Regions from separate parts of the Homo sapiens genome. Here region 1 is linked to region 2. The links are chromatin loops, found by intact Hi-C in ENCODE. Cell type or tissue: Caco-2. All regions are shown on one strand. Links, peaks and the distances in the headings refer to the core of each region. The heading gives the core; the rest is flanking DNA.

Region 1 (16,191 bases), core at 5,574-13,573, 82 kb before region 2:
CATATATTTCAATATACACCACCTATATAGCCCAGCCATCCTACACCTAAATGTTTACCCAAGAGAAATGAAAACATGTATTCACATAAACTTGTACAGGAACATTCATAGCAGCTTTATTTGTGATAGGTAAAAACTGGAAATAACCCAAATGTCCATCAACTTGTGAATGAAACAAGTCATAAAATGCTCATCAGCAAATAAAAACAAGAATGAAGTACACATACACGTAACAACATGGGTGAATCTGTCAGACACAGAAGATCACATACTGTAAGACTCCATTCATATGAAATTCTAGAAACAAAATGATAGCCACAGAAAGTGGATCCGCGGCTGGCAGGGCTGGGATGGAAAAAAGGGATTGGCTGTAAATGAGGGATCTTTTAGGGGTGATGAAAATGTTTCATATCATGATTCTAGTGCTGGCTACAAAGCTGTCCACATTTGTTAAAATGTAGCAAATTACATACTAAAGTTTGGCAAATTTTATTGTATGTAAATTGTACCTCCATAAAGCTGATTTAAGAAAAGAATGAAGGCTGGGCATGGTGGCTCATGCCTGTAATCCCAGCACTTTGGGAGGCCAAGGCGGGTGGATCATCTGAGGTCAAGAGTTTGAGACCAGCCTGGTCAAAATGGTGAAACCCCGTCTCTACTAAAAATACAAAAAATTAGCTGGGCATGGTGGCTCAGCCTGTAGTCCCAGCTACTCGGGAGGCTGAGGCAGGAGAATCGCTTGAATCCAGGAGGCGGAGGTTGCAATGACCCGAGTTGGCACCATTGCACTCCAGAATGGGCAACAGAACAAGACTTCGTCTCAAAAAAAAAAAAAAAAAGAACGAAAAGGAAAGCCTTATCAGCTCTGTGAACTGGACAGATCATGTAACTGTTCCATGTCTGTATTTCCACACTTATAAGGATAATAATACCTAGCTCTCAACAAGTGTCAAGTTTCTGTCGCCTTTCCTTTTTTTTTTTCCAGGATGTTAGTCTGAGTCAGCTATAAATCAAGATTGTCATTGATGGGTGGGGATTGGTGACCTCTCCCCCGAGGTCTTCAGATGGGAATCATGTCTCTAAAGGGGCGATCTCTAGATGTGAAGACTCACATATGTGTCAAAATGTTAAATGTGCAAACTCTTTCTGCTTCTGTAAGCCTATGTGATAGAAAGGCTGGCAAAAAAAAATGTGCAAAAAATATGTAGAAGGATGTACATTGCTGCTTTGGCTGGGCACGGTGGCTCATGCTTGTAATCCCAGCACTTTGGGAGGCCGAGGTGGGCAGATCACCTGAGGTCAGGAGTTCAAGACCAGCCTAGCCAATATGGTAAAACCCTGTCTCTACCAAAAATGCAAAAATTAGCCAGGTGTGGTGGTGTGCACCTGTAGTCCCAGCTACTCAGGAGGCTGAGGCAGGAGAATCACTTGAACCCAGGAGATGGAGGTTGCAGTGAGCTGAGATCATGCCACTGTGCTCCAGCCTGGGCAACAGAATGAGACTCTGATTCAAAAAAAAAAAAAAAGTACATTGCTGCTTTGTTTGTAATAGCAAAACTTGGAGACAACCTCAGTGTCCATCCATCAGTAAGACTTGGCTAAGTGAATTAAGAGATTTCCATTTCCTGGCCAGGCACAGTGGCTCACGCCTGTAATCCCAACACTTTGGGAGGCTGAGGCGGGTGGATCATCTGAGGTCAGGAGTTCGAGATCAGCCTGGCCAACATGGCAACCCCCTGTCTCTATTAAAAATACGAAAATTAGCCGGGCGTGGTGGCACATGCCTGTAATCCCAGCTACTAGAGAGGCTGAGGCTGGAGAATTGCTTGCACCCCATAGGCGGATGTTGAGTGAGCCAAGATTGTACCACTGCACTCCAGCCTGGGTGACAGAGTTAGACTCCATCTCGAAAAAAAAAAAAAAAAAGAGAGATTTCCATTTCCTGGAATACAAGAGAGCTGATGGATGACATAAACCAGATCTGTGTACAGGAACTTAGGGAACGGCACCCAATACACTGCTCGATGAGAAACCCATATGTACAGCAGCACATACAAAATAATCCCACTAAAGAAAAAGAGTGTGTGGCAGAGACCGCCAGCTATTCCCCAGTATCCTTTCTTTCATTTAGTAGAAGAAATCTGGCCCCTCCAGCCCCATTTTAAGTGGTTGGCTTGGGTGGGTGTCAAGGCTCTAGGGCAGTGTGGCTGAATCCTACATGTAGGCGAGCAGTCGTCACCTCCCTTTTAGCCAGCTTTGGCAAAAGGTCTAAATTCTGGCCACAAGATGTGAGCGGAAGTGACATATGCAATGAAGGGGTCATATCCTTCAAAAGGAAGCTAGTTGTTGTTCACTTCCTCTCTCCCCTTTCTGCAGTGACACCCTGGAGATAATGCTTTGATGTAGACAAGGGCCCCGTGCTACAGGACGAATCTTCATGCAACAGAGCAACTGCCTGCCTTGTCCCACTCCTCTAACGGCTTCTAGAAAGAGAAATTAACTTTTATCTTGTTTGAGTTACTAGTCTGGGGACTGTTAACAGCTGCAAATCCCATATAGTAAGTAATACAATGTACTTTATAGTATTACCTTTGCTAATAATGATAGTTTACCGACATCTAGTGCTCATTATGTGCCAAGCACTGTTCTAGGCACTTTACATAAATAACTTGTTTAGCCAGGTGCGGTGGCTCACGCCTGTAATCCCAGCACTTTGGGAGGCCGAGGCAGGTGGATCACAAGGTCAGGAGATCGAGACCATCCTGGCTAACATGGTGAAACCCCGTCTCTACTAAAGACACAAAAAAATTAGCCGGGCATGGTGGCGGGCACCTGCAGTCCCAGCTACTCTGGAGGCTGAGGCAGGAGAATTGCTTGAACCTGGGAGGCGGAGGTTGCAGTGAGCTAAGATCACGCCACTGCACTCCAGCCTGGGCGACAGAGTGAGGCTCCGTCTCAAAAACAAAAACAAAAACAAAAAATGCTTCGCAGATGGGCCACACTAGCCAGTGGATGTCATGTTGCCCAAACAACCAGTTGAACACGTCTCATATTTCATCATTTGTTTTGTAATAATATATCTTCAGTGTAAACCCAGAAAGAGGGAAAAAAACCCTCAGCCAACCACTCCTCTCTTGAGAGGGTCTCAGGGACACAGCCTCTCTTAAATTTGTAAATATTTAGCACTCTAGTTCCTGGAAGAAGATAAGTACTTGTCTCTGCTAAACCTTCCTGTGGATGACAGCTCCATGGAGTATGTGTTCTGAGCCAAAACATACCATATTTGGTCCGAAATGAGTGGATTGCCGATCATTGTAGTTTCAGATCTTTTAACTGGAATGAAGGACATTTGGTCCATACAGTTAACATCCACAAGAATACAGGGACTCAGGGGTTTCTGCCCACTTCTGAACCTGCAAAGCTTCATGGTTGAGAAGGAAGACATGTGCATGACACGGGACTGTATTCCAGCCCTGAGCCCGCGTGGTTTTTTTTTTGGTTTTGGTGGGGTTTTTTTGTTTGTTTTGTTTTGTTTTTTGAGACGGAATCTCTGTCGACCAGGCTGGAGTTCAATGGTGCAATCTCAGTTCCCTGCAACCTCTGCCTCCCAGGTTCAAGCAATTCTCCTGCCTCAGCCTCCTGAGTAGCTGGGATTACAGGTGACTGCTACCATGCCTGGCTAATTGTGAGCTGGCATGTTTTAAGTGTAAAGGGGCAAAGGGTGCTTTGCACTTCAGCTAGACTACTTCAAGAAAATAAGATCTGAGCCAGGTGCAGTGGCTCATGCCTGTAATCCCAGCACTTTGGGAGGCTGAGGCAGGTGGATCACCTGAGGTCAGGAGTTCTAGGCCAGCCTGGCCAACATGGTGAAACCTCGTCTCTACTAAAAATACAAAAATTAGCCGGACGTGGTGGCAGGTGCCTGTAATCCCAGCTACTCAGGAGGCTGAGGCATAAGAATTGCTTGAACCTGGGAGGCGGAGGTTGCAGTGAGCCAAGATTGTGTCACTGCACTGCACTCCAGCCTGGGCGACAGAGCAAGACTCTGTCTCAGAAAATAATAATAATAATAATAATAATAATAATAATAAATAACATCTGATCTGAACAAGTTTTAAGTTAAACAAATTAAAAGAAAAGCCCACCCACAATACAATTATTCCCTTTTTTTTTTAAAGATGTGTTAGTACAAGTGTTATAATCATTGTTTTACTCATTTTTTTTTTTAAGATATGGTCACACTGTGTCACCCAGGCTGGAGTGCAGTGGTGCGACCAAGACTCACTGCAGCCTCGAATTCCCAGGCTTAGGAGATCCTCCCATCTCAGCCTCCCGAAATGATCTTTGTTTTAAACACATCTCTACAGAATTTATCTTTCAGGACCTGTCTGAACACTGAGATGAATGACTTGGTCCCCCCTGAAGTACTTGATGTGAACTGCACAGGGAAATTGTTTTGTTATCACTTGGCTCATGTATGAGTCATTTTCAAGAAGTAAACTTTGCTTTGAACAGGGTGGTTTCTGCTCAACAACAGTTCAGTTTGGTAAGCATTTCTTTTTTTTTTTTTTTTTTTGAGTTGGAGTTTCACTCTTGTCGCCCAGGCTGGAGTGCCAGTGGTGCGATCTCGGCTCACTGCAACCTCTGCCTCCTGGATTCAAGAGATTCTCCTGCCTCAGCCTCCTGAGTAGCTGGGATTACAGGCGCCGCCACCACGCCTGGCTAATGTCTTTGTATTTTTCGTAGAGATGGGGTTTCATCATGTTAGCCAGACTGGTCTCGAACTCCTGACCTTAGGAGATCCACCTGCCTCAGCCTCACAAAGTGCTGGGGTTACAGGCATGAGCCACCACGCCTGGCCTGGTAAGCATTTAATGAGCATCTACTATGTGCTTACTTTTGTGGGGGGACCTACAGTAAACAAGGAACTGGAGAAAGAATCAGATATTTTAAAATCAACACAATGACAAAGATAGAAAAGTGATACCCCCAACACTTTGGGAGGCCGAGGTGGGCAGATCACAAGGTCGGGAGATGGAGACCATCCTGGCTAACACGGTGAAACCCCGTCTCTACTAAAAATACAAAAACAAAATTAGCCGGGTGTGGTGGCGGGCGCCTGTAGTCCCAGCTACTCGGGAGGCTGAGGCAGGAGAATGGCGTGAACCCGGGAGGCGGAGCTTGCAGTGAGTGGAGATTGCGCCACTGCATTCCATCCTGGGCGACAGAGCGAAACTCCATCTCAAAAAAAAAAAAAAAAAAAAAAAGCCATACCATTTGCATCCCCCGGGTTTTCTGAGGGGCAGTGGCGTGGTGCACAAAGCTCAGGGCAGAAGCAGGGCTTCAGGACTCCATGATGGAAGCCCACTCCCCTCCAGCCACGGCCCGAGCAGCCAGGAGAGATGTTCGTTTGCCTGTTCCCAGCCCACCCTGAGTTCCCACCCAGGCTCTGGATGCCAGGACTCTAGACTCACTGCGTTCCACACTCTAGCTTCTGTGGTTACTATTGGCAATGGCGCACCAGGAGCACTGGGATTCCGGGCTGTGCACCAGGGTCTAGGTTGCAAAGACGCCTGAAACCAGAGGGGGAAAACAGAGAACAGTTCATCAAAATGATTAAAATTGCAAGGGATGGGGGGAAGGGAAAGTGATACCATGTCTATGGTCTGAATGTGTCCCCCCAAATCCATATGATGAAAATGTAATCCCCAATGCAATAATGTGGGGAAGTGGTTCCTAGCCGAGGTGTTTAAGCCATGAGGGCTCTGCCCTCATGAATGGATTAATGCCAACATAAAAAGGGCTTGTGGCCAGGTGTGGTGGCTCATGCCTGTAATCCTAGTACTCTGGGAGGCTGAGGCAGGTGGATCACTTGAGGCCAGGAGTTTGAGACACGCTTGGCCAACATGGCCAAACCCTGTCTCTACTAAAAGTACAAAAATTAGCCAGGCATGGTGGTGGGCACCTGTAATCCCAGCTAATCTGGAGGCTGAGGCAGGAGAATCACTTGCAGCGAGAGGCAGAGATGGCAGTAAGCTGAGATCATGCCACTGGACTCCAGCCTGGGCAATACAGTGAGACTCTGCTAAGAAAAAAAAAAAAAAAAAAAAGGAGGGGGGTGTTTGTGGGAGTGGGCTTTCTCTCTTCTGCTCTTCCACCATGTGAGGACAAAGCGTTCATCCTCTCTTGCCCTTCCACCTTCTGCCATGTGAGGACACAGCAAGAAGCCCCACACCAGATGCTGATGCCTTGACCTTGGACTTCCCAGCCTCCAGAATGGTGAAAAATACATTTCTGTTGTTTATACATTACCCAGTCTCGGGTATTCTGTTGTAGCAACACAAAACAGACTAAGACGCCATTCTAAGGCATGAGTGAGCAATTCTGTCTTCTTAGGTGCAGAAGAAAAACGAAACTCGACAGAGAAGGTAATAACTAAGCAGAGTTTTAAGAGTTGAGTAGGAGATTACATAAAGGCTAAGAGGAGGAGAAGGGCATCCAGGCAGAAGGGACTGACTGGGACAAGGAGGCACGAGACAACACAAGGCTCAGGAACCTGTGAGTGGGGCAGGAGTGTGAGGTGGGGAGTGAGGGGCTGGCAAGGGTCCCTCTCACCCCATTGGGAGCCCAGGATTGCTCCATGGGCCAGGGGCCCCTTGTAAGCACAGCCCTGGGGCCAGCTGTTGTCTATGACTTCCCTCTGCCCGGAACAGCTGTTGTCTATGACAAAGTTTTCATGAGTCTGTGGCAAAATTGTTAAAGATTACATATATTATAATTACATATTATTATATAACATAATTACATATACATATAATCATACATTACATCTATAATTATATAGATGTATATAATTTATCTAAAGCAAATTTTTCATAGAGTGAACCATATTCAATTAAAAGGACTGTCTTTGATTCTGACACTGTGCTATTCCTGTATTTTGATGTTTAAACATCTGGTCATTAATCAAATGATGGTGACAATAAAAAGCTGGGCATTCTGTCAGTGCCTTCAGTTTCCATTTAAACTTTCACAGGCCCAGGGAGTCCAAAATTCTGGGATTCACTGAAATAGGATAACTGATCAGATTTCATTTCCAGAAACTCCCTCAATGGTGGTATGGAGGTCGGGCGGGGATGGGCAGACTGGAGACAGCTGAGGACCATGACACGAATGAATAGGGGCCCAGCTCCCTACGTCCCTTTCTGTTTGTATTTCAGCATAGAAATCATCCTCTTATGCCTGAATTCAGGCAAGCTGAGGCACAGCCAGCCTGGAAACGGCACCTGGGATGCTCTCAAACAGAGAGGAGCCCCCCATGTCCTCTTCCTGTTGATCCATGTTGATTGGCAGGGGATGATGACGTCTTTCCTTTTTCAAGAAATTGTTAATTTTCCTTCCTCCAGTACTTCCGGTCCTGAAAAACAACCACCAAAAGCACCCAACCCTCTCCCACTTGGTTCTTTTAAAGCCAGAACCTTTAATTTTGAATTAGAAAACCTTCATTTTCCCCCGCTCTTATTTCAAATCAGAGAGGTTGCGTGAATGATCCAATGGAGCTTTAAACTCTTCCTGAAAACTGAGACCCCACTGCTTGGTTTGTATTCCCACCTCTGGCTTTTCTGCATGGGCCAGGAGCACTGATAGGCCTAGGTTAAGTCATGGTACAGACCTGAGAGAATCAGATAGAATGATCTTAACAGCAGCTGATATCAGATTCTTTCTTAAGAGGGAGGAGCAAGATGGAATCAGGCTTGGAAATGGGAGAGTTCAGAGACCAGGTGATGCCAGGAATATGCCCTTCCAATCGTCATTCCCCTGCCCACTCCCCAAACACCAAGTAAACACACACACACACACAAACCATGTTGCCAGGAATATGCCCTTCCAATAGCCACCCCCTCCCCACTCCCCAAACACCAAGTAAACACACACACACACACACACACACACAAATCATGCACACCACAAGCACACACCACACATGCACACAGGCACAACACACATACATACACCATTCATATGTACATATACATATTTACCTATCTATACCACACTTGTGCACATCATTCACATACATATACACATATACATGTACATGTACCACTTACACTCACATACACATTCACATACATACGCCCTACACACACATACACCACACACCCAGACACCTCACACATGCACATACACACCACACATATAGACACACCGTATACACATTCATGCAGCACACACATACACCACACACATGCACCCTCCACATGTACATACAGCACACATATGCACACACCAGACACGTGTACACATATGCACCACACACACACTTATGCTCACATGCACACACGTCACATACACACACCACATACATACACACACACACTGACCTCGCCTACTACTCCCCTGTGACTCTGGCTCTAGCCTCCCTGCCCCCAACATACCAGCTTTGCTCCTGCCCCAGGGCCTTTGCACTGACTTCCCTCTGCCTGGAACACTCTTCCCCTGCGTAGCTTCATGGCTCATTCCTTAACTTCCTTTTAGACTTTGCTTAGTTGCCACCTTCTCAGTGAGGTTTTCTCTGATCCCTTTATTTAAAATTTCACATTTCCTGCCTCTCCCCACATTCCCAACCCCCTACAACTCTCTATTTTCCCCAGAGCACTCAGCTTTTCTTATAGATCATAAAATTTACTTACTATATTTATTTTCTGTTAACGCTCAAGCATTGGAAAGGTGGAGAATCAGCATGTGCCCTGCAAGGGAGGCTTGTGCCATCAGCTATGAGAGGTTGATTGTTTTTGGTTTTGTTTTATTATTATTATTATTATTATTATTATTATTATTATTATTATTATTATTAGAGATGGGGTCTTGCTCTGTTGCCCAGGATAGAGTGCAGTGGTGTGATCACAGCTCACTGCAGCCTCAAACTCCTGGGCTTGAGTATCCTCCTGCCTCAGCCTCCTAAGTCACTGGGACTACAGGCACATGCCACTGTCCCTGATAAATAATTGTTCTATTTTTTTTGTAGAGCAGGGTCTGACTTGTTGCCCAGGCTGGAGTGCAGTGCATGATCATGGCTCACTGCAGCCTCGGATGCCTGGGCTCGAGCATCCTCCCACCTCAGCCTCCTGAGACACTGGGGTTACAGGCCCATGCCACCATGCCTGCCTTGCTGATTTTTTTTATTTTTATTTTTTTGTAGAGATGGAGTCTCGCTTTGTTGCCCAGGCTGGCCTTGAACTCCTGGCTTCAAATGATCCTCCCACCTCAGCTTCCCAAAGTGCTGGGATTACAAGCGTGAGCCATGGCACCTGGCCACATTGTTTCCTATACTTGTAGAAGGGACTCCCTTTCTGTGATTTGTCCTGTGAAGGTGTTAAGCTTGGTCCTTTACTATGATCCTTGTCTCAGGGAATAAGAGTCCAGAAGTCAGTAGCTCAGGCGGTGAGGACAGCTCCGTGCTGTCCTTGAGGATCCCTGCAGATCACTGCAGCACCCTCCCCAAGTGTGCCTCATGGTTCAAGTTGGCTGCTGGAGTTCCAGTGACCACATCTGCATCCCAGGCAGCAGATGAAGAAAAGAAGGAGGATTTCCCAGAAGTCCCTCACTAGGTAAATACAGAGGATACTGCCGGTGCATCTTTTAACAAACTGTTCATGTCACAGCATCTGATGGTTTTCAAATTTGTTGGCATGGTTTCTACACCAGATCTTTTCCCACTTGGCCATTCAGCCATTATTAGTAGGACATGCGACAAGGTGCTGTACAAGTTTCTTCCCAGCATTAGAACAAAGAGTGGGTGCAAAGGTCCTTCCTTTATCTGTTTGCATTGTCTGGGTTTACATTTTGTTTATCCTCATACCTTTGTTCCTGCATAAGGAATGGCTAGTTTGTAATCAGAATTAAATGGGCTATATCCAGGAAATCGCATTGTGACGGGAATTGTCCTGCCAGGAACCAGGATAGAAAGCCCGATGCTGACCTCCAGCAGATCTTCAGCTTCGATCAAAGATTCTCTATCTAGGGTGCTTATCAGATTTTCTTTCAAGTTTCAACCTGCCTTTCCCTCCTCACCCCTCCTTAGAGCCTGACACATGCCCAGGCTTATCAGAATTTGCAAAAAGTAATTCTGATTCACCATTCTCCCCTCCCTCCTCCTCCCTGTCTCCTCACGGTTCAGTCTACTCTGCTGAGAATGACTGCTCTGGAAGAAAGCACATCCCTCGCCCTGATAGAGTTTTCTGAAAGCTGAAGAGGCTGCCTGGCCAGGAGGAGACGTCAGCATTATCTCAAATGTAAGTATCTCCAACTCTGGGTGCAGGAACCTCTTCAGACAAAGACAGAAAGTTCACTGTGGATTTGAGTCACTGTTTCACAGCTCTGCAATGGAAAGAACTCTGTATGTGAAGAGCTGGCATTGCCTCTTGCTGACTGAGTGTCCTTGAACAAGGCAATTACTCTGATTCTCAGTGTCCTCATTTGTAAAATGAGAGATAAAGATACTCCTGCAGATTACACGAGATTGTAGAGATACATTGTACAATAAAGAGTTTGCAGACTAGATGAGGCATTGTTACAACCATTGGTATAATAGGGTGAAGGCAAAGGAAGGATTAATTGTACGGGGTGGGGGCGGTGCAGGTTGGGGAAAGATTTTTGCAGGAGGGGGTTTGGAGCTGGACCCGTAGGAAGGTGGAAAGGCATGCCTATTATATCTCTGGTGTTGGTGGTGATTTGCTCATGTCCTACCTCTCTGGACTCCCCTTGCCCACATTCCCAACAATAGCAATACAATCGAAGGCCATCAAAATGTTCACAGCCTTTCACCCAGCAATCCCACTTTGGGAAAGAGGATTTGAGGAAGGAAGTCCTACAGAGAAAGAGCAATACTCACTGCTGATGCTTTTTAAAAATAGCCAAAAAATGTTTGGGTGTGGTGGCTCACACCTATAATCCCAGCACTTTGGGAGGCCACGGCGGGTGGATCACCTGAGGTCAGGAGTTCGAGACCAGCCTGGCCAACATGGTGAAACCTTGTCTTTACTAAAAATACAAAAAAATTAGTTGGGCATGGTGGCGGGTGCCTGTAATCACAGCTACTCAGGAGGCTGAGGCAGGAGAATCGCTTGAACCCGGGAAGTGGAGGTTGCAGTGAGCCAAGATCGCACCACTGCACACCAGCCTGGGCAACAAGAGTGAAACTCTGTCTCAAAAAATAATAACAATAAAATGTAAAATAAATAGAATAAATAAATAAAAATAGCCAAAAAAACTGGAAACAACCTAAATGTTAGCAGTAGAGAAATGGTTAGATTAAGTGTGCTCCAATAAATGGAATGTAAACAAAATATTAAGCGTGAAACTGTGTTGCAACATAGTTTGGAGGTTATTACAGTACCAGGCTAATGGAAAGACCAAGTGAAGAAACAGTGATGTCTATATATTGTAATAGCAACCCTGTCTAGAATATTTGCATATTATAATTGATTAGAATATTAAAAAGAAAAAAAGCGGTATCGGGGTAATAGTCTTATGTTGGTTCAAAAATTTCCAAACAGGGGCCAGTGCGGTGATTCATTCCTGTAATCCCAGCACTTTGGGAGGCTGAGGCAGGCAGATCATCTGAGGTCAGGAGTTTGAGACCAGCCTGGCCAACATGGGGAAACCCTGTCTCTACTAAAAATACAAAAATTAGCTGGGTGTGGTGGCGGGCACCTGTAATCCCAGCTACTTGGGAGACCGAAGCAGGAGAATCGTTTGAACCCAGGAGGTGGAGATTGCGGTGAGCCGAGATCGTGCCATTGCCCTCAAGCCTCGGTGACAGAGCCAGACTCCGTCTCAGAAAAAAAAAAAAAGAAGATTGCATACTAGTCTTAGCTATGCCATGTATTAGCTGTGAGACCTTGGGAGACTATTGAAATACCCCCAGCCTCGGTTTCCTTACTGGTATAGTGGAGTCTGTGGTAGGTAGCCCACAGGGCCACTGTGGTGATCAGATGAGATAGTCTATGCATCACACACTGTAAATGGCATAGATGTAACGGTCCCCCTCGCCTGCAGGGCAGTGAGTCAGCCAGTCCCAAAACCTCTTCCCTGTTCTCAGACCTATGAAGGATAAAGGGGAAGGAGCAGGCCAGGAGGCAGGGAGATCCTTCAGCCTTGGGGAAGGAGAAAAGGGCAGGAAGATTGGTGGGAGGACCCACAGCCTGCAACGTGGATCTAGGAAAGATTGGGCTGGGCCATTGAGGCCTGCTTAGCAGATCACCCAAGAGAGGAGCAGGCATCCTACAGGAATGGGCTTGCCCCAGCACCCTCACCGGGCTCAGGGACGTGGGGCCTCAGCGTGATGCAGCGGTGGCCCCAGAGGCCAGCATCTGGGGCTGTTTGTCAGGCATGCTTTGTGCCTTAGAGCTGAATGGAGTACACTTAGGGCCACCATGTTCTCCTCTTCCTTACGCGTCACCTCCTCAGTTCCCCAACCTTTCTGAGTCTGTCCCTGTCATGTATTGGAGTCTTCAACTTTCTCCTGCATGCTTCCATTTTTCATGTCATTTCTTCTCTAATTTCTCCCAAATCATGCTGACAGAGTATTCATCGCAGAGTACAACTCTCCTTATGCCACCAAACACTCATTGGCTTCTCATTGCCTAAGAATCCAGCCTGTCTCTCCAAGCTAGTGTGACGGGCTGGAGCCAGGCCTGCTCTTCCAGCCTCCTCTATGTCTTAGCCCAGTTGTCCCTGTCTGCGGACCTACATCGTACATTGGGGCTGCTCACGTAATTATTTATTTAATCGTGAAAAACACAGGAAGCTGCTTCTGGTTGTGTGGTGAGAAATTACATTCAGGACCTGAATTTTGTGTCCAGGGGCCATGGATGGCTTTTGCTACCCATAGGAGTTTCAGAAAATGAGATTAGGGTAGAAGCAGCTTGCTAAGACCCCACTCCAGATTTTCTGAGACCTACACACTTCCCTGGACAGGCAGAACACCAACTGTCTTCCCACAAGGCACATGGGAGATTTAGGAAGTCAGGCCCACAGAATATTCCTCAGCCAGCTGCTTCTAGAAAGGTCTCTTTTGTGCTTATTTTGGTCACCTCTAACTTGCATATGATTTCTGTGTCAAAACCCTCACACTGGGCGCAGTGACTCACATCTGTAATCCCAGCACTTTGGGAGGCTGAGGCAGGGGGATGGTTTGAGGCCAGGAGTTTGAGACCAGCCTGGGCAATGTAGCAAGACTCCATCCCCACCTTAAACTCCTCTGGATGTTCAGTGCTCTGTTGAATCTGCCCCAAATGAACCTGCACAACCTGACTTCCTCGTTTCCACGTGTGGCCTTCCAGTTACCCTGCTTTCTAGGGCATCCCCTGGCTCAGCATTTGCTGTCAGAAGGTAACTTTTGCCGCCTAAATGGATGACGGTGTGTGGTTTTTAGTGTGCAAGAAGCCAAGGGCTCCTGAGAGCAAGTGGCGGCTCAGGAGATGTGCAGCAAGTGATGCTTTGAGAAGGGCCTGGCGGGGGCATCCCTGGCTTTCTGCAGGGAGGCAAAGCTAGTCCCACCATGAAGTGGCCAGCAGCCCTCAGTCCCTGTGGCCTAGATGCCAGTCTTCTCAAGGATGGCACTGGAAGACCTCTTTCCTTCTTATTTATTTATTTTTGAGACAGGGTCTCACTCTGTCACCCAGGCTGGAGTGCAGTGGCATGATGTCGGCTCGCAGCCTCAACTTCCAGGTCACAATTGATCCTCTCACTCCAGCCTCCTGAGTAGCTGGGACCACAGGAGTGCGCCACCATGCCCAGCTAATTTTTGTATTTTTGGTAGAGACGGGGTTTCGCTATATTGCCCAGGCTGGTCTTGAACTCCTGAGCTCAAGCGATCTGCCTGCTTCAGCCTCACCAAAGTGCTGGGATTACAGGCGTGAGCAACCACACCTGGCCAGTACTGGCAGATCACTTTCTTCCTAACTTAAATGATGCCAGGGAGAAACAGGTGGGCCTAATGAAAACTGATGATTACTGTGGCTGTGCTGATATCTATTACTGAAATGTGATAGGTTCTGGGGATTGCAACAGGCGTTCCTAAAAATCACTGCAGCAATAAAACCACAGGGCTTACCAGGAAAACCAGGTTAGGAGTAGAATACTCGAAAACTTCATTAGTGACGTTAACAACCTTGGAACCTAATAAAAATGGCAGCACAGTTTCATACATGTTCCATGGTTAAGAAATGCATATAAAATACAACAATGACAGCACATCAGCTCGCAAAAGACCTGAAGTTCCCATGCAGGGTGTTCACCTACACTCTTGCCCACTCACCGGCTGGCTCCCAGGCCCACCACCTGTGTAAAAGAGGAAGAGAGCAAAAGATAGAGAGAAAAAAGGGGAGGAAAAGAAAGAGAACAGAGAGGAAATACGTAAAGTAGGCTGAGAAGGAAGAAGGGAAAATTAAAGAGAAGGCGAGTTTAGGACCACACAGCCCAGCGGCCTTTGGAAAGGTGGCTACTTGTGAGTTACTGTGAAGGGGTGGAAGGAGCAGCACCTGAAATTCGGTGTGGAAAGTTGGGACCCCAGGTGGGGGTGGGGGTGGCTCATTGTCCTGGCCAGGGTGGCCCATGTGTCGCTTTGTGCACCCCAATGCAGCTCAGTTCACCCGGGTGCAGTATTCTGTGTTTGTTCATCCAGTGTTTTTCAAAGACAAAATCTCACATGAGAAAGTGCGACATTCACATTATGCAATTTATTCCCTGATAAAGGCACATCTTGTTTTTTTAAGATTCACTTTATAGCACTGCACAGATACAGTGTATTTTACAAACTGAAGGCTTATGATGTCCCTGCATTGAGCAAGTCTATTGTTGCCATTTTTCCAACAGTGTGCGCACACTTCATGTTTCTGTGTCAGCATTTTTTGACAATGAAGTATTTTTGGTATGTACATAGTTATTTCAGACATAATGCTATTGCACTTAATAGACTACAGTATAGTATAAACATGACTCTTTTTTTCTTTTGTAAAGATAGGGTCCTACTTTGTTGCCCAGGCTGGTCTCAAACTCCTGGCCTCAAGCTAGCCTCTCACCTTGATCCCCACAAAGTGCTGGGATTACGGGTGTGACCCACCAGGCCCAGCTAAATATAACTTTTTTTTTCTTTTCTTTTTTTTTTTTTTTGAGACAGGGTCTTGCTCTATCACCCAGGCTGGAGTGCAGTGGCTCAATCTCACTACAACCTCCTCCTCTCAGGTTCAAGTGATTCTCCTGCCTCAGCTTCCCAAGTAGCTGGGACTACAGGCGTGCGCCACCACACCAGGCTAATTTTTGTATTTTTAGTAGAGACCGGGTTTGGCCTGTTGGCCAGGCTGGTTTTGAACTTCTGACCTCAGGTGATCCACCCGCCTTGGCCTCCCAAAGTGTTGGGATTACAAGCTTGAGCCACCACGCCCAGCCTAAACATAACTTTAAAAAAAAATGTTTATTTTAGGTTCAGGAGTACATGTGCAGGTTTGTTATATAGGTAAACTCGTGTCATGGGGGGTTGTTGTACAGATTATTTCATCACTTATGTACTTAGCCCAGTATCCAATAGTTATTTTTTCTGCTCCTCTCCCTCCTCCCACCCTCCACCCTCAGGTAGGCCCCTGTGTCTGTTATTCCCCTCTTTGTGTCCATGAGTTCTCATCATTTAGCTCCTACTTATAAATGAGAACATGCAGTATTTGGTTTTCTGTTCCTGTGTTAGTTTGCTAAGGATAATAGTCTCCAGCTCCATCTATGTTCCTGCAAAAGACATGATCTTGTTCTTTTTTATGGCTGTATAGTATTCCTTGGTGTATATGTACCATATTTTCTTTATCCTATCTGTCATTGATGGGCATTTAGGTTGATTCCATGACTTTGCTATTGCGAATCATGCTGCTATGAACGTTCACGTGCATGTGTCTTTATGGTAGGATGGTTTATATTCCCCTGGGTATATACCCAGTAATGGGATTGCTGGGTTGAACGGTAGTTCTGCTTTTAGCTCTTTGAGGAATCGCCATACTGCTTTCCACAATGGTTGAACTAATTTAGATTCCCACCAACGGAGTATAAATGTTCCCTTTTCTCTTCAACCTTGCCAGCATCTGTTATTTTTTGACTTTAATGATGGCCATTCTGACGGGTGTGAGATGGTATCTCATTGTG
Region 2 (16,191 bases), core at 4,262-12,261:
CAACAGCATTTGAAAATATTTGTTTATCTTCACTCTCACTAAGACTAGTTTTTAGAGTAGTTGTCTATCAAAAAAGAGAAAATATCAGATTAAGATTTAAATTTTGATGTATAGTAGCATATATCGTTAGTCTAAATTATTTTCTTCTGCTTAAAATGGGGCTTAGCAAACTATGGCCCATGGGCCAAATCTGGCTGTCTGTTTTTGTAAATAAAGTTTTATTGGAACACAGCCATGCTTATGTATAGTCTATGGCTGCTTTCGTGTTACAAAGGCCGAGTTCAGTAGTTGTGACAGAGACTGTAAGCTCTGCACAGCCTAAAAAGCATAAATAGGCTGGGTGCCATGGCTCTCGCCTGTAATCCTAGCATTTTGGGAGATCGAGGTGGACAGATTACTTGAGTCCAGGAGTTTGAGAGACCGGCCTGGGCAACATAGCGAGACCCTGTTTCTACAAAAAATAGAAAAATTAGCTGGGTGTGGTGTGGCACACCTGTAGTCCTAGCTCCTCGGGGGGCTGAGGTAGGAAGATTGAGCCAGGGAGATCAAGGCTGCAGTGAGCCAAGATCACTCTACACCCCATCCTGGGTGACAGAGTGAGATTCTGTCTCAAAAAAAAAAAAAAAAAAAAAAGTATAAATAGCCTACTATGTGGGCTCTTGACAGAAAAAGTTGCTGACTCCTGGCTTCGATAAACCTAGGCAAGGCAACCTTTTGTTCCTGAAATTATGGGAACAAATACCACTACTCATAGATTTTAATAGGCAGGTTACATAGAGAAGAGTTTATGATCATTTGAGTCAACACATTCCAGCTACTATTAACAATGACTAATATTCATTATTTCCTCAGTCTTGCTTCACATCTCCAGTTTAAAGAGAAGCAGATGTTTCCAATTTTGTTTTTTTGTTTTTTTAACCTGACTTTTTGTCCCCTCTTGAAAACTCTGTTGACTAAACAGAAACAGATCCAGGCGTGTAGGCTGGAATCTAAAGATGGGACAAAGTTAAAACCAATAAGGGCTGCTTGCCAGGATTGTTTAGATATTGGATCTTGTTCCCTTAAGAAGTTTAACATTTGGTTATATACTGGAGAGAGTGTTCACTAGAAACGTGTAAGAATGTTCATTGAGTTTTGTTTGTAATAGAAAAAAATATAAATGACTGCAAACAAGAGGAACAAACAGATGACTGTTGGTATAATCCATACAATGAAATGACATAAAACAGTTAAAATGAATGAACTAGAGTTCAGGGGTAAGTCTCAAAAGCGTAATGTTGAGCAAAAGAAATTATAAAAGGATATGTATAGCATGGCCCCATGTGTATAAAACATAAGCCTATGTGAAAATATACCTACATGTGTTATGTTATGTACATACATAAGAAAGCTACAACATGCATAGTGAATGAGAAATGAAAAGTTCAGGGCAGAGGTTACCTCTATAATGGGAGAGAGGGAATTGGGACTGGGGAGGGTTACATGGTGTGTCTTAGTCTGTTTGGGGCTGCTCTGGCAAAATACCATAGACTGGGAGTTTATAAACAACAGAAACTTGTTTCTCATAGTTCTGAAGGCTGGAAAGTCTGAGATCGACGTGCTGAGAAGTTGAGTGTCTGGCGAAGGCTCACTTCCTAGTTCACAGACGGCCAGACATCTTTCTGCAAAGTCCTTATATGGTAGAAAGGGCAAGAGGTCTCTTTGGGGACGCTATTATAAGGGCACCACTAAGGCCATTCATTAGGGCCCCCCTTTCATGACCTAGTCACCTGCTGGTGGCCTCACCCCCAATGCCATCACCTTGGGAGTTAGGATTTCAGTACGTGGATTTGGGAGGGACATAAACATTCACATTGCAGCACAAGAGCTGCGTCTGCGTTTCTAATGTTTTATTTCTCAGTCGGAATATGAATACACATATTTTCATCATATTATTCTAAATTGTATATGACTAAAATACTTTATGAAGACTGGACACAGTGGCTCATGCCTGTAATCCCAGCATTTTGGGAGGCCAAGGTGGGTGGATCACCTGAGGTGGGGAGTTCAAGACCAGCCTGACCAACACGGAGAAACCCCGTCTCTACTAAAAATACAAAATTAGCCAGGTGTGGTGGTGCATGAATGTAATCCCAGCTACTTGGGAGCCTGAAGCAGGAGAATCACTTGAACCTGGGGGGCAGAGGTTGCGGTGATCCGAGATCACGCCGTTGCATTCCAGCCTGGGCAACAAGAGCAAAATCCCGTCTCAAAAAAAAAAAAAAAATTAGCTGGGCGTGGTGGTGCATGCCTGTAATCCCAGTTACTCAGGAGGTTGAGGCAGGAGAATAGCTTGAGCCCAGGAGGCGGAGGTCACAGTAAGCCAAGATTGCACCACTGCACTCCAGCCTGGGTGACAGAGAAAGACTCCATCTCTAAATAATAAATAAATAAATAAATACTTTATGAAACATTACACAGAGAAAAATAATGCATAGTGTCATCTGGTCTCCTGGTGCCTATCATAGTAAAGGACAGGGATCATACAGCACTTATTTGGTACTTACTGTATACAGAAGGGGCTAGTTTCCAAAAGAAAACTAAACTGGCTTTGAAGGTGAGCCAGTGAAGATCATGGCTACTGAAATGTCAACTGATGACAGACAAACTACGAGAAATTGCGATTTGTTCCTCTTTGTCTTCTGCACGCTGCTCCACACCCTGTGTATGGATTGTGAAGTTAGTTTAGTGGCTTGCTGTTCTCACTTTCTTTTAAATGGCATGTTGAAATAGCAAACAATAATCTAGAAAATATCAGAGTGAGGAGAATATATGTAGTAGGAGTAAGTATTGTTTCATGAAGCAATACTTGTATGTATGTTTGTGTATGTGCATGGGTGAGTGCATGCCAGCATGTGTGCGTGTGTGTGTGCACATGTGTATGCGTGTCTAAGTGTGCATGGGCTGGTGTACTGGGATGCTGAGTAAAATCTGTTTCTTTCTATGGGTCATGGTTAGAAGTTAGAAAGCCACCATATTAGTTCTCTATTGTTGCATAACAAATCATCCCCAAAGTTAGCCACTTAAAACAATGAACATTTATTTTCTCACAGTTTCTGTGCGTCAGGAGTTCAGGAGCAGCTTTCCTGGGTGGTCCCTGGACCCAGGGACTCTCATGAGGTTGCTGCTGAGACATTAGTCGGGGCTGTGGTCTTCTGTGATGGCAAAGAAGGATCCCTGCTGAAGGACCCGCATGGTTGTCAGCAGGCCTCAGTTCCTCGCGACATGGGTCTCTCTACAGGGATGGCTAAGTGTCTTCAAGATCTAGCAGCTGGCCCCCTCCACAGCAAGTCAAAGGAGAGAGAGAGAGAGAGAAAGAGAGACTGACCAAGATGGAAGCCACAGTCTTTTATAAACGAATCTTGGAAGTGACAAGTATCGCTTCTGTTGATACCATCAGTCTCGGGCCATCCCTCTTGCAGTGTGACAGGGGTCTGCCCAAGTATGGAAGACCAGGCAGTGGGGAGAATGAGGGCCATCTTGGAGGTCGGCCACCATAGCCACTGACCCTGACCTTGCCTGGACAACATCTGAGGGAATGTAACTGGCTAGGTTTTTGTAACATAGGGGAGTTTATTAGAGGATCAAAGAGAGGCATTAAATGTCTTGGGCTAGAAATGTAAAACCTGGTCCAGGAGTTTAAGAACACCCTGGACAACATAGCAAGACCCCATCTCTATCAAAAAATTTAAAACTTCTAGGCATGGCATTTAAAAATTAGCACACACCTGTAGTTCCAGCTATTCACAAGGCCGAGGCAAGAGCATCACTTGAGCCTGGGAGTTCAAGGCTGCAGTGAGCTATGATCGTGCCCCTGCACTCTAGCCTGGGGTGACAGAGCTAGACCCTTTCTCCAAAAAAATTTAAAAATAATAAACAAAATGAAGCTTTCCCTCAACCCTGCATCCCTCTCTCACTGCCATCCCCTCCCCATCCTTCCCTTTATAGTTTAACTCTTCATCAAGGTTGTCTGGAATTGCTGCCTCCACTTCCTCCTCTCTCATCTTCCATTTTTTTTCCTATCTTTATATTGTAAAAATAAAACATAGATGCAAGCAATATGTAGTTCAAGGAGTTACTCTAAGGTGAGCCTGGTTGTCACTACCACTCAGATCTTGAAGTAGAGCTTTACCAGCAGCCCCAGGAGCCCCACCTGCCCCAATCATAGCCTCCTCTCTCTCCTCAAAAGCAACCACTAACCTGGCATCTGTAGTTGTCTCTTCCTTGCATTTCTAATAGCTTTATCACACTTGAGTGCATTCCTAGTCATTGTAGGTTTGGTGCTGCTCATTTTTCTATCTATAGTTTTCTTCTCCATCCCTTTCCTTTCCTTGCATTTGGTCTGTTGAAGAACCCATGCCTTTAGATCTGTAGTTTCCCACAGTCTGGATCTTGCTGATTGCACACTCATTGTACAGCACTACACACTCCTTTGTCCTCTAAATTGTCTGCAGATTGTCAGATGCTTGATCAGACTTAGGTTCAATCCTTTTGGCAAGACAATAGGTGGTGGTGTGATCTTTCATCGGGAGTGTATGTCTGCTTGTCTCACTTTTTGTGATGTTAGGAGCTATTGATGATTACTGCCTAGACCCATTAATTTCTAGGGAGGGTCAAATGGTGATATTCTAATTTCATCATTACTTTCTCATTTATTCATTGGAATTCATGCTCATTATTACCTGGGTCCACTCATTTCTAATGGGGGGGAGCAAAATGGTGATAGTCTAATTCTATTCACTGCAATGAAATAACAGCTAAAACTGTATTTGTAATTTGGAAGTAGAGAGGTAGCTTTATTCGGTATATGGGTGGAGAAGCAGAGGACAGTCAGTCTCCCAAGAGAAAAATAAAGCAAGTGAGTGACAAGGAGACAGGAGCTCTTAGTTCCTGACAGTTGTCTATTTCTGGTTCCAGTCCCTTTTCTGATTCACATGACATAACTATATTTTCATAATAAATTCTTCCTTTGGGTTTAGGTTAAGTCAGAGTGGTTCCTGTTACTTTAGTTAAAGAACTTTGACAGTGAGGGCACTGTGCACATTTATGATGATATTATTACTATTAGAAAGTGCAGGCTGGATAATTAGCTACTATGCTCTGTACAGAAGTTAGTTGATGTTTATGGATTTTTGTTCATTTTAAAATTCAGATAAGCTATGTTTTTGACCACTTTTCCTTTCTGATGTGTCTTCATTAAAGAATGCCTCCCTAAAATAATATGAATAGATATCTACTACATCAAACAGTAGTTTAAAGAAGTGAAATTTTTATCTAGTGGAAGGGGTAATACTAAAGTAATAATAGCTAACACTTATATAGCACATAATTTTTGCCCAGTATTGTTTTAAAAATAGCAAAATGTAAGGTAAATTAGAAGAAATCTTTTTAGTAAAAGAAATTTTCTGTCAAAGTGTATGGCATATGAATCATTTTGCAATCAGAAAAAACAGACAGTTGGTTCAAATATCTTGAGAGTTGTGTCTTACAAAATTACGATCGTGTGTTATTTATGCTTTCCAAAAGCAGTTGTTTAGGTTCTTGTGTTTAGACTGCCAGTAAATATGCTTTCAGCAGAACAAAACACTCTTGCATCTTCAAAAATAAAAAAAAAAAGCATTGCAATTTGCTTTTGAGATTTCCTGGCTCTCTCCCCACCCCCCGCCTATATCTGGGCCTTCTCTTACCTGGTCTCTGCTTACATTTTTTTGTTTGTTTGCTTTTGTTTTCTTGAGATGGTGTTACCCAGGCTGGAGTGCAGTGGTATGATCTCAGCTCACTGCAACCTCCACCACCCAGGTTCAAACAATTCTCCTGCCTCAGCCTCCCGAGTAGCTGTGACTCAGGCGCACGCCACCATTCCCAGCTAATTTTGTATTTTTAGTAGAGATGGGGTTTCACCGTGTTGGCCAGGCTGGTCTCGAACTCCCAACCTCACTGATTTGCCCACCTCAGCCTCCCAAAGTGTTGGGATTACAGGCGTGAGCCACCGTGCCGGGCTCCATCCTGCTTAAGTTTGATCCCACTCTCAGCACTGTCTTCCCAGTGTGATGCCCTGACAGCCCGGTCAATTTCCTAGGGTCTAGCTCTTCTAGCCCCTTTAGTTTTTAACTTTTTTTTTTTTTTTTTTTTTGAGACAGAGTCTCGCTCTGTTGCCCAGGCTGGAGTGCAGTGGCATGATCTCGGCTCACTGCAAGCTCCGCCTCCCGGGTTCACACCATTCTCCTGCCTTAGCCTCCCGAGTAGCTGGGACTACAGGCGCCCGCCACCACGCCTGGCTAATTTTTTGTATTTTTAGTAGAGACAGGGTTTCACCGTGTTAGCCAGGATGGTCTCTATCTCCTGACCTCCTGATCCACTCGCCTTGGCTTCCCAAAGTGCTGGAATTATAGGCATGAGCCACCGCGCCTGGCTTAGTCTTTAACTTAAAGGAAGAAAAACCCTCCCAGTTTTGCTGCTGTTTTTACATTGGCCTGCAGTGCCTTCTAGAGTGCCTGTTAGCGCTGGGGCTTTCCTGTTCCCACACTGTGAGATGCTCTGCCCCTTTCCTCTGCTGTCTGCCACACAAAGATGACAAGTTGGTGGTGTGTCCCTTCACCCTTCCTTATCACCGTGTTGCTTTGTAAATGCTACCCATGGGCTATGGATTTTGTTACCTAGTTAATCCATCTGGAACTGGACTCTAAAAAGTAAGCTCCTGCATTCTTCCAGAGTCTCTCATTCTCTCTCTAACCACTGCAGTCAGCTTCTTTCCCCACCACAACACCCAAACTGCTCTCGTAAAAGTCAGCAACAACCCTCCCTTTGTTAGATCTGAGGCCTCATTTCTTTTTCTTTTCTTCTTGTTTTTTTTTTTTTTTTTGAGACAGAGTCTCACTCTGTCATTCAGGCTGGAGTGCAGTGGCGCAATCTCTGCTCACTGCAACATCTGCCTCCAGGGTTCAAGCGATTCTTGTGCCTTGGTCTCCTGAGTAGCTGGGATTACAGGTGTGTGCCACCACGCTTGGCTATTGTTGTTGTTGTTTGGGACAGGATCTCACTCTGTTGCCCAGGCTGGAGTGCAGTGGCTGCATCTCAGCTCACTGCAGCCTCCACCTCCCGGGTTCAAGCAATCCTCCCACCTCAGCCTCCTGAGTAGCTGGGATTACAGGTGCTTGCCATCAAGCCAGGCTAATTTTTGTATTTTTAGTAGAGACGGGGTTTCACCATATTTGCCAGGCTTGTCTCGAAATCCTGGCCTCAAGTGATCTGCCCACCTCTGCCTCCCAAAGTTCTGGGATTACAGGTGTGAGCCATCGTGCCTGGCCTGAGGCCTCATTTCTTGATAGCACTTGGCACAATTGGTCTCGCCCTCCTTCCTGAAACACTTTCTTCATTTGGTATCCAGGACAACACACCTCAGGGTTTTCTGCATTTCTGGCTGGTGCACGTCACTGCTGGTACGATTAGCCCCATTGAATGCATGAAGATATGGGGGTTAGAGAGACTAGATAATTTGTCCAAGGCATCCAACTAACTAGTAGCATAGCCAGGACCAATAGTTAAATATTTCTTAAGCATCTCTTGTGTGCCTGTCACTGTGCTTGACACATGAACAGTAAAACGTCTCCACCCTGGAGGAGTCTGCACTGTAACTGGGCAGGAAAAGGGAATACTTGAAATTAGTAGTGAATAACTACCGGTCGTTCACTAGGAGTGACAACTACCAGTCGTTCACTAGGAGTGACAACTACCAGTCGTTCACTAGGAGTGACAACTACCAGTCGTTCACTAGGAGTGACAACTACCAGTCGTTCACTAGGAGTGACAACTACCACTCGTTCACTAGGAGTGATAACCAGTGATAACTAGCAGCAGGAAGCAGAGATGCAGGTGGGCTAAAAAAGCTGGGGAGAGTGAGAGAGGGAGGATTTGCACTCAGCCTTGAAGGACAGGTGAGATTTGAATAGGAGACAGGGAGGAATAATGAGGAGGAGGGGCAGTCAGGCAAATGGGGGAGTTGATGTTGAGGAGGGTCCAAACCAGGCCACCCAAAGGCTTGACAAGCTCCCGGTCTTGATGTCTGTGGCCACGTCTGACCGCCACCTCCTTCCCTTGTGACTCTCACATGGCCTCGTTTCCAAATCCGCGGAGTGATCGCTGAGCCTGTGGTTCCTCCATCCCTTCTTTTTCTTGAAGTCCTCTCTAACCTAACCCCAGGAAGCACAAAGGCAACCGTCCTCACCAATGCTTGGAATTTCTTGACTTCCTATCCGTCTGCACTCTCAGCCTGCAAAGCTCTTGTCTTAAGTCCGTTCAGCCACTGCGCCTAGGCTGCTGTGGCTGGGTGTATTGGACACACCGCAGATTTATCGTCATTTTTTGTTTGTTTGTTTGTTTGTTTGTTTGTTTTTAGACAGAGTCTCGCTCTGTTGCTCAGACTGGAGTGCAGTGGTGCCATCTCGGCTCACTGCAACCTCCGCCTCCCGGGTTCAAGCGATTCTCCTGCCTCAATCTCCCGAGTAGCTGGGATTACAGGCATGTGCCACTGCGCCTGGCTAATTTTTGTGTTTTTAGTAGATACGGGGTTTCACCATGTTAGCCAGGCTGGTCTCAAACTCCTTGCCTCAGGTGATCTGCCTGCCTCATCTTTCCAGAGTGCTGGGATTACAGGCGTGAGCCACCGCGCCCAGCCTGATTTATTGTCTTTAATGTCAGCCAAGCCCTTGACCAAGGCAGGTGTGGTGCTCTTCCTCTCTGTCCCATAGCAGCCTGTCCAGACCACAGCCAGCCGCTTCTCCCACTGTGCCACTGACCAGGGCCCTCATCTTTTGCACTAGCCTGTACAATCAAGGACTCTCCTATTTAGCCCTTGCAGGGCGCCTGGCTGATGGCAGCTTTCACTAAATGCTTATAACACTAGTGAGTAAGTGCTTCACGTGTCCATGGGGCTCTTGACCTGAAGCGTATGATGACTACAGTGATTTTAAAAGCCCTGCTGTGGTAGAATTTTGGGAGAGGAAGGCAGCTGGGAGCCAAGAGCTGCTCCAGGAAACAGGTGTGATGAAACTCAACAATGCAGTTTCACACTGTGACAGAAGAGACTGCACACAGAGGAGGAGTGCAAGCTCTCTTCCATGCTGGTTTACGACCTTTCTGTTTTCCCTTCTTTGTTTGCCTTTTCCTAACTGCGAGTTCAGTGCCCCTCCCTGGCCATTCGTCTTCCTCTCTAGCCCTGTGAGAATGGGGGTAAATGTTGGGAAGGGACATGAAGAGAGTTCATAAGTAAAGAAAGCTGTTATCACCGTTATTGCTGTTGCTATCACTATTATTAGTAGTGTTGTTCTTAGTGGCCCCTAGGAACATGAGGATGAAGACCATGTCAGATGGACATTGCCCCCTTGACTTGTAAATTCTCCTTCTTGGAAATTTGGCAGTCTTGCTTGGACTAACAAGTGTCTATTTGGCAGTGAATGAGATGGGGCTATAAGCCAGCAAAATCTCAAAGCCAGGCTGGGCGTGGTGGCTCAAGCCTGTAATCCCAGCACTTTGGGAGGCCGAGGCGGGTGAATCACGAGGTCAGGAGTTCGAGACCAGCCTGGCCAACATCATGAAACCCCGTCTCTACTAAAAATACAGAAAATTAGCTGGGCGCAGTGGCAGGCGCCTGTAATCCCAGCTACTTGGGAGACTGAGGCAGGAGAATCGCTTGAACCCGGGAGGCAGAGGTTGCGGTAAGCTGAGATTGCACCACTTCACTCCAGGCCGGGCGACAGTGATATTCTGTCTCCAAAAAAAAAAAAAAAAAATCTCAAAGCCAGCAGAGACCAGGGACTGTTCACTGCACCTGAGTGACCTTGTCCAGAGATGTGTGTCCCAGAGGTGCATGCTCAGAACCCGTGTAGGCCCTGGGAGTAGCTGCCTCTGTAGTGGGGCGTGGACTCTGTGCAGGAAGATGCTGAATAAATAGCACCTTCCCAAACAAGTTCCATTCTGAGTAGCCCATGGGTTCTCCCACGGTTGCATGTCGTCTCTTTCCAGAGAGTCTTGACATCTGTGAGCACCTCCCCTCTCTCCACTCTATTGAGTATATGAGAGGCTACAATTGTCATTTATTTGAATGAACACAGAGAAACCAATTTAATCAAGCAAGGGAATGGAATGCAAATCCAAGGTCAAGAATGTACTTTCTTCTTAGTTCTCCTTCTTGTAAACCAAAAAGTATCTGAGACAGGTCTCAATCAATTTAACAATTTATTTTGCCCAAGTTAAGGAGATGCCTGTGACACAGCCTCAGGAGGTCCTGATGTCGTATGCCCAAGGTGGTCAGGCTACAGCTTGGTTTTATAGATCTTAGGGAGACATAAGACATCAATCAATACAGGTAAGATGTATGTTGGTTTGGTCCAGAAAGGTGGGACAACTGGGAGCCAAGTGTAGGAGGGAGAGCTTCCAGGTCATAGGCAGATTCAAAGATTTTCTGATTGTCAATTGGTTGAGTTATTATCTAAAAACCTGGAACCAATAGAAAGGAATGTCTGGGTTATGATAAGGGCTTGTGGAGACCAAGGTTTAGTCATGCAGATGAAGCCTCCAGGTAGGCGGCTTCAGAGAGAACAGATTGTAGATGTTTCTTATCAGACTTAAAGAGTCTGTTCTGCCAGGTTTTGTTGTTGCTGTTGTTGTTGTTGTTGTTTTAATTGAGATAGAGTCTCGCTCTGTCACCCAGGCTGGAGTGCAGTGGCGCAATCTCAGCTCACTGCAACCTCCACTCCCTGGGTTCAAGAGATTCTCGTGCCTCAGCCTCCCAAATAGCTAGGATTACAGGCGCCCATCACCACGCCCAGCTAATTTTTGTATTTTTAGTAGAGATGGGGTCTCACCACATTGGCCAGGCTGGTCTCAAACTCCTGACCTCAAGTGATCCACCCGCCTCAGCCTCCCAAAGCGCTGGGATTACAGGCGAGAGCCACAGGGCCCGGCCTGTTCTTTCAGTCTTAAGGTCCATGTTGATGTTAATGGTAATGAGACGTGGCCAACCCTCCCCTTCCTCTCATGGCCTGAAGTAGTTTCATAGGTTGACTTTGGAATGCCCTCGGCTGAGAGGAGGGGTCCATTCCGATGGTAGGCGGACTTGGAATTTTATTTTTGGTTTACACTCTGTTTCATTTTCCTCTCATTCTCTTTGTCCCCCCACCTTGAGAAAAGTCACCCCAGACTTCCTGCCACTCCTCAGATAAGTATCAGGTCTTGAATGCTTTCTTCCCTAGCAGCTCGAACTAGATGAGTAAGAAGACGCTTGTCTGAGTCATCAATGTATCAACCAGAAACAAGCTCAGGAAATGCGTCTTTAGCATCCCCACTACCCCCACCCCATCCACCAGGCCTTTAATGGAAAGTTTCCCATGGGGGCCAGGGACACTCAGCAGGGGACTCTCCCTAGAGCCCCTGGGCTGCTCCCACTGTCTGCTGGCCCAGAAAGTCCACCGAGATCACAGCTTTTTATAAACTCACTTGAGATTCTATTTCCTGAGTACAGTTGAGGTTCCCCCTCCTTTTTACAAGTTCAAGATACAGTACTTCAAAGTTCCACTGTAAATTCTAGAGCCCTTGAGATTTTCTATGCTGACCAAATACTTTGTTAACACAACTCTGTCGGCCACATAAAATGGAACAACGCTTACTGCATGAAAAGTTTTGTTTGGTTGACAGCACACAGGACACCAGTTTTGTTTTCTAACTGGAAAAGCACCACCACATGCAGATGTGATTGGTAGGAAAATGGGGCTCTGGATGCACAGGTAATTTTGGTGAATGAGCTAAGGTACTGTGTGTACATCGCTGTTGTCGTAACAGGTTCAATGTGAGGGAGCCGTCTAAGCACTGGCAATGTGGACGCCAGATGCCAGACCAGAAGGGCGGGGCTAGACCACAAACCCAGAGACCTAGGTTCTCGTTAGAACTGAGCCACCAACCAGTGCTGTGGCCTGAAGGAGTCTCTGAGCCACCAACCAGTGCTGTGGCCTGAAGGAGTCTCAACTTCTCTGAGTTTCAGTTTTCTCATTTGGTGTAAAAACTGCAGTTGCTTATCACATAGGATTGCAATGAGAATCAAATGAAACATATCTGTGAATGGAAACAGCTTATATGAAAACTCTAAAACCCTATGCCAACGTAAAATTTTGTGGAAGTAAACACGTTTTACATTCAAGAGTGAACAAAACCAGATTTTTTTTTTTTGAGACAGAGTTTTGCTCTTGTCGTCCAGGCTGGAGTGCAATGTCACAATCTTGGCTCACTGCAACCTCTGCCTCCTGGGTTCAAATGATTCTCCAGCCTCAGCCTCCCGAGTAGCTGGGATTACAGGCACCCGCCACCACACCCAGCTAGTTTTTGTACTTTTAGTACAGACGGGGTTTCTCCATGTTGGCCAGGCTGGTCTCAAACTCCTGACCTCAGGTGATCCACCCACCTCGGCCTCCCAAAGTGCTGGGATTACAGGCGTGAACCAACGTGCCCAGCCAGACATTTTTTATTCTAACCAGATGGCTTGCTTGTATCTTTGTTTGGTGCTTCCTACTTCAAATGTTTTGTTTTGTTTTTTATATTAATTAGCCTCTGGGACAAAAGAAAAGCATGCATGGTTTTGTCTTGCTGGGTTCAACAAATACTTTTCTGGCATGCTAACTGCTTCTCACCAAGGGAGCAACCACGTTAAGCAAACCAACATGAGAACTGGCAACACAGACAAAGGTACTTCAAATATTCACTGGCAACACACTTATGGAATGTCACTGTGTCTGCTTTGCGAGGATCCAGTCGCAAATGAACATCTGGGTGCAGAGCTCGAAATGTCTCTGTGTGCCTTGTCTCGTCACCTCCCACTGACTCCTCAAACAGTCCTGTGAGATCTGTTATTACTGCCATCCCTGTTCCACTGCTGCAGGAGGCACAGCTTAATCTGTATCATTGACATGTACAAGGTGACACCAGAAGTAATGGAACTGAGGCCAGGCATGGTGGCTCATACCTGTAATCCCAGCACTTTGGGAGGCCGAGGTGGGTGGATCACCTGAGGTCAGGAGTTCGAGACCAGCCTGGCCAACATAGTGAAACCCCGTCTCTACCAAAAAAATTCAAAATTAGCCAGACATGGTGGTGGGCACCTGTAGTCTCAGCTACTCAGGAGGCTGAGACAGGAGAACTGCTTGAACCCAGGAGGCAGAGGTTGCAGTGAGCTGAGATCAGGCCACTTCACTCCAGCCTGTGCAAGACAGAGTGAGACTCTAATTTAAAAAAAAAAAAAAAAAAAAAGTAATGGAACTGAGAGTCAAAAACATTCCCAGGTGCAAAATTCTGAGAAATATATAATATTCTAGTCTATGTGATTACAGTATATTTTTTATTATTAATTAACATTTTAGTATATATTAATTAATGTACACATGTGTAAACATATATACAAATAAGTACATATTTCCCCTTAACATAACTGGTAATGCCTAGAGCAGGGGTTGGCAACTACAGTCCCCATAGGCCAAATCTGGCCCACTGTTTGTTTTTGTAAATGAAGTTTTATTGGGAAAGCCACACTCATTCATTGAGGTATGAAACATGGTTGCTTTCATGCTACAACCACAGAGTTGCGTAGTCGTAACAGAGACCTCATGGCCCACAAAGCCGAAAATATTTATTCTTCCTCTTAACAGGAGAAGTCAGTTGAGCCCTACCCTAGACCTATTCAACCACAATCTTCTACTCATCAAAAAAAAGCAGAGAGGAGGCCAGGCATGGTGGCTCATGCCTATAGTCCCAGCACTTTGGGAGGCTGAGGCGGGCGGATCACCTGAAGTCAGGAGTTCAAGACCAGCCTGACCAACATGGTGAAACCCCATTTCTACTAAAAATACAAAATTAGCCGGGCATGGTGGCAAGAATCTGTAATCCCGGCTACTCGGGAGGCTGAGGTAGGAGAATCGCTTGAACCCGGGAGGCAGAGTTTGCAGTGAGCCGAGATCGCGCCACTGCACTCCAGCCCAGGCAACAAGAGCAAAACTCCATCTCAGAAAAAAAAGCACAGGAGTCTGAGACAGGAAGATGACTCGAGTCCAGGAGCTGGAGGCCAGCCTGGGCAACATAGCAAGACCCTGCCACTTAAAAAAATACATGAAGTGGCCAGGCTTGGTGGCTCACACCTGTAATCCCAGTACTTTGGGAGGTCAAGATGGATGGATCACTTGAGCTCAGTAGTTCGAGACCAGTCTGGGCAACCTAGTGAGACACCACCTCTACTAAAAATGCAAAAAATTAGCCAAGTGTGGTGACGCATGCCTGTAGATCCACCTACTCAGGAGGCTGAGGTGGGAGGGTTGCTTGAGCTGGGAGGTTAAGGTTGCAGTGAACTGAGATTGCACCACTGCACTCCAGCCTGGGTGACAGAGTGAAATCCTGTCTTAAAAAAAAAATACATGGAGTGAAAATGGACAGAATTAAAAAGAGAAATACAAATTATATATTTTTTAAAAAAGCACCTAGGCATTCCTTGGCTCTCCATGCCTTGTGGACGGTCTCTTCTGTGTAGCTGCTATCTCCCTCTGTCAAGGCAGCCACTCACTGAATTGCAAAGTGTGTGTTCAGCTGTTGGCTTCCCTCCAGACTGTGAGCTCCCTGACAGCAGGTGCTATGGGTTATTCCTGTGTGCATCCCCCAGCACAGTCAAGTAGGTACTTCTTGGTTTTTTGGGTTTTCGTTTTGTTTTTTGGGGGACAGGGTCTTGCTCTGTCACCCAGGCTGGAGTGTAGTGGCCTGAACATGGCTCACTGCAGCCTCAAACTCCTGGGCTCTAGAGATCCTCCTGCCCCACCCTCCCAGGTAGCTGTGACCACAGGTGCATGCCACCACACCCAGCTAAGTTTTTATTTTTTATAGATATAGGTCTTGCTGTGTTGCCCAGTTCTTGAACTCCTGGACTCAAGTGATCCTCCCTCCTTGGTCTCCCAAAGTGCTGGAATTACAGGTGTGAGCCACTGTGCCTGGCCGAGTAGATGCTTCTTGACTAAATGTTAAGGAGATTTTTTCCAGAGAGATAAACAAGGAACAGCTCCTTAGAGTCAGTGAGATACAGGTATGGTGTGGGCAAGCCCAGATCACCCTGAGAGCTCACAGAGGGGATTGGACTCAGCCCTGGGGAGCTGAACAGACTTCCTGAAGGGAGTTAAGTGCCTAAGCTGATTTCTGAAGGATTAACCAGACAGGGAGAAGGACAGTCACAAAAAGAATAGCACGTGGAAAGGCCTGGGAGGGAGAGGCAACAAGACATGGATGAAGTATAGCTCTTAGCAGACAGTGATGTGGAGAATGGGTACCTCCTGCCAGTGTCTGGACATTGCTTTGTGTGGTCGATACTGCAGAGGCTACAACTCTGGACTGGTGACTGAACTCTAACCAGTGTGGAATCCACTACGGCTTGGAAGTTGTTTACTAGCAATTCCACAGCTTTAGAAGTACAGCTGTCCCTCAGTATCCACGGGGCATTGGTTCCTGAAGATACCAATCCACAGGTACTCAAGTCTCTGATATAAAATGGTGTAGTATTTGCATATAACCTATGCACACCCTCCCATGTACTTTAAATCATCTCTAGATCACTTATAATACCTAGTACAATGTGAACGCCATGTAAGAAGTTGTTGTATTGTTTAGGAAATGATGACAAAAAAGAAATCTGTTCATGTTCAGTACAAACACAACTATCCTTTTTATTTTTCCAAATATTTTCAATCTGTAGTTGGTTGAATCCACAAATGTGGAACCCGTGGATATGGAGTGTTCACTGTATTTCCCTGTCTTAAGATCTGAGTTGTACAGTTTAGAGGTCAATTTCCATGCCAAAAAGCAGGACATAAATAAAGGAAAACATACAAATGTTGGTAAACGCACTTGGTGGTATCTGGTGCCTGAAATCTTTGGCCTTGACTTGTCGGTTATCAAGAAGCTTGAGATGCTAGCGTGGCCAACATGGTGAAACCCCGTCTCTACTAAAAATATAAAAATCAGCCAGAGGTGGTGGTGCTTGCCTGTAATCCCAGCTATGCGGGAGCCTAGGGCAGGAGAATCGCTTGAACCTGGGAGGCATAGATTGCAGTGAGTCGAGATCATGCCACTGCACTCCAG

The links. A loop is a pair of places that touch in the nucleus more often than their neighbours do. Peaks named below come from ENCODE experiments on the same cell type or tissue, not always from the same donor. Only the 100,000 strongest peaks of a DNase experiment are listed, where the experiment ranks them.
Region 1: it touches region 2 in a loop (3-fold over the local background); 3 of 110 quality-filtered maps call a loop at or near these places.

Annotation. Positions count from the first base shown.
Region 1 is chr1:236,077,898-236,094,088 of GRCh38, reverse strand. No RefSeq gene overlaps it. Among named protein-coding and RNA genes, the nearest start is that of NID1, 21 kb to the right of the region's middle. RefSeq lists an enhancer at 12,333-12,834. In Caco-2, for the core only: no CTCF peak of the experiment used is centred there; a DNase peak (open chromatin) is centred at 10,068; H3K4me3 peaks cover 1,420 bases.
Region 2 is chr1:235,994,743-236,010,933 of GRCh38, reverse strand. All of the region lies in intron 12 of NID1 (nidogen 1), which reads left to right. Among named protein-coding and RNA genes, the nearest start is that of LINC02768, 30 kb to the right of the region's middle. RefSeq lists enhancers at 8,774-9,482, 11,448-11,517, 11,558-11,607, 10,509-11,708. In Caco-2, for the core only: no CTCF peak of the experiment used is centred there; a DNase peak (open chromatin) is centred at 9,203.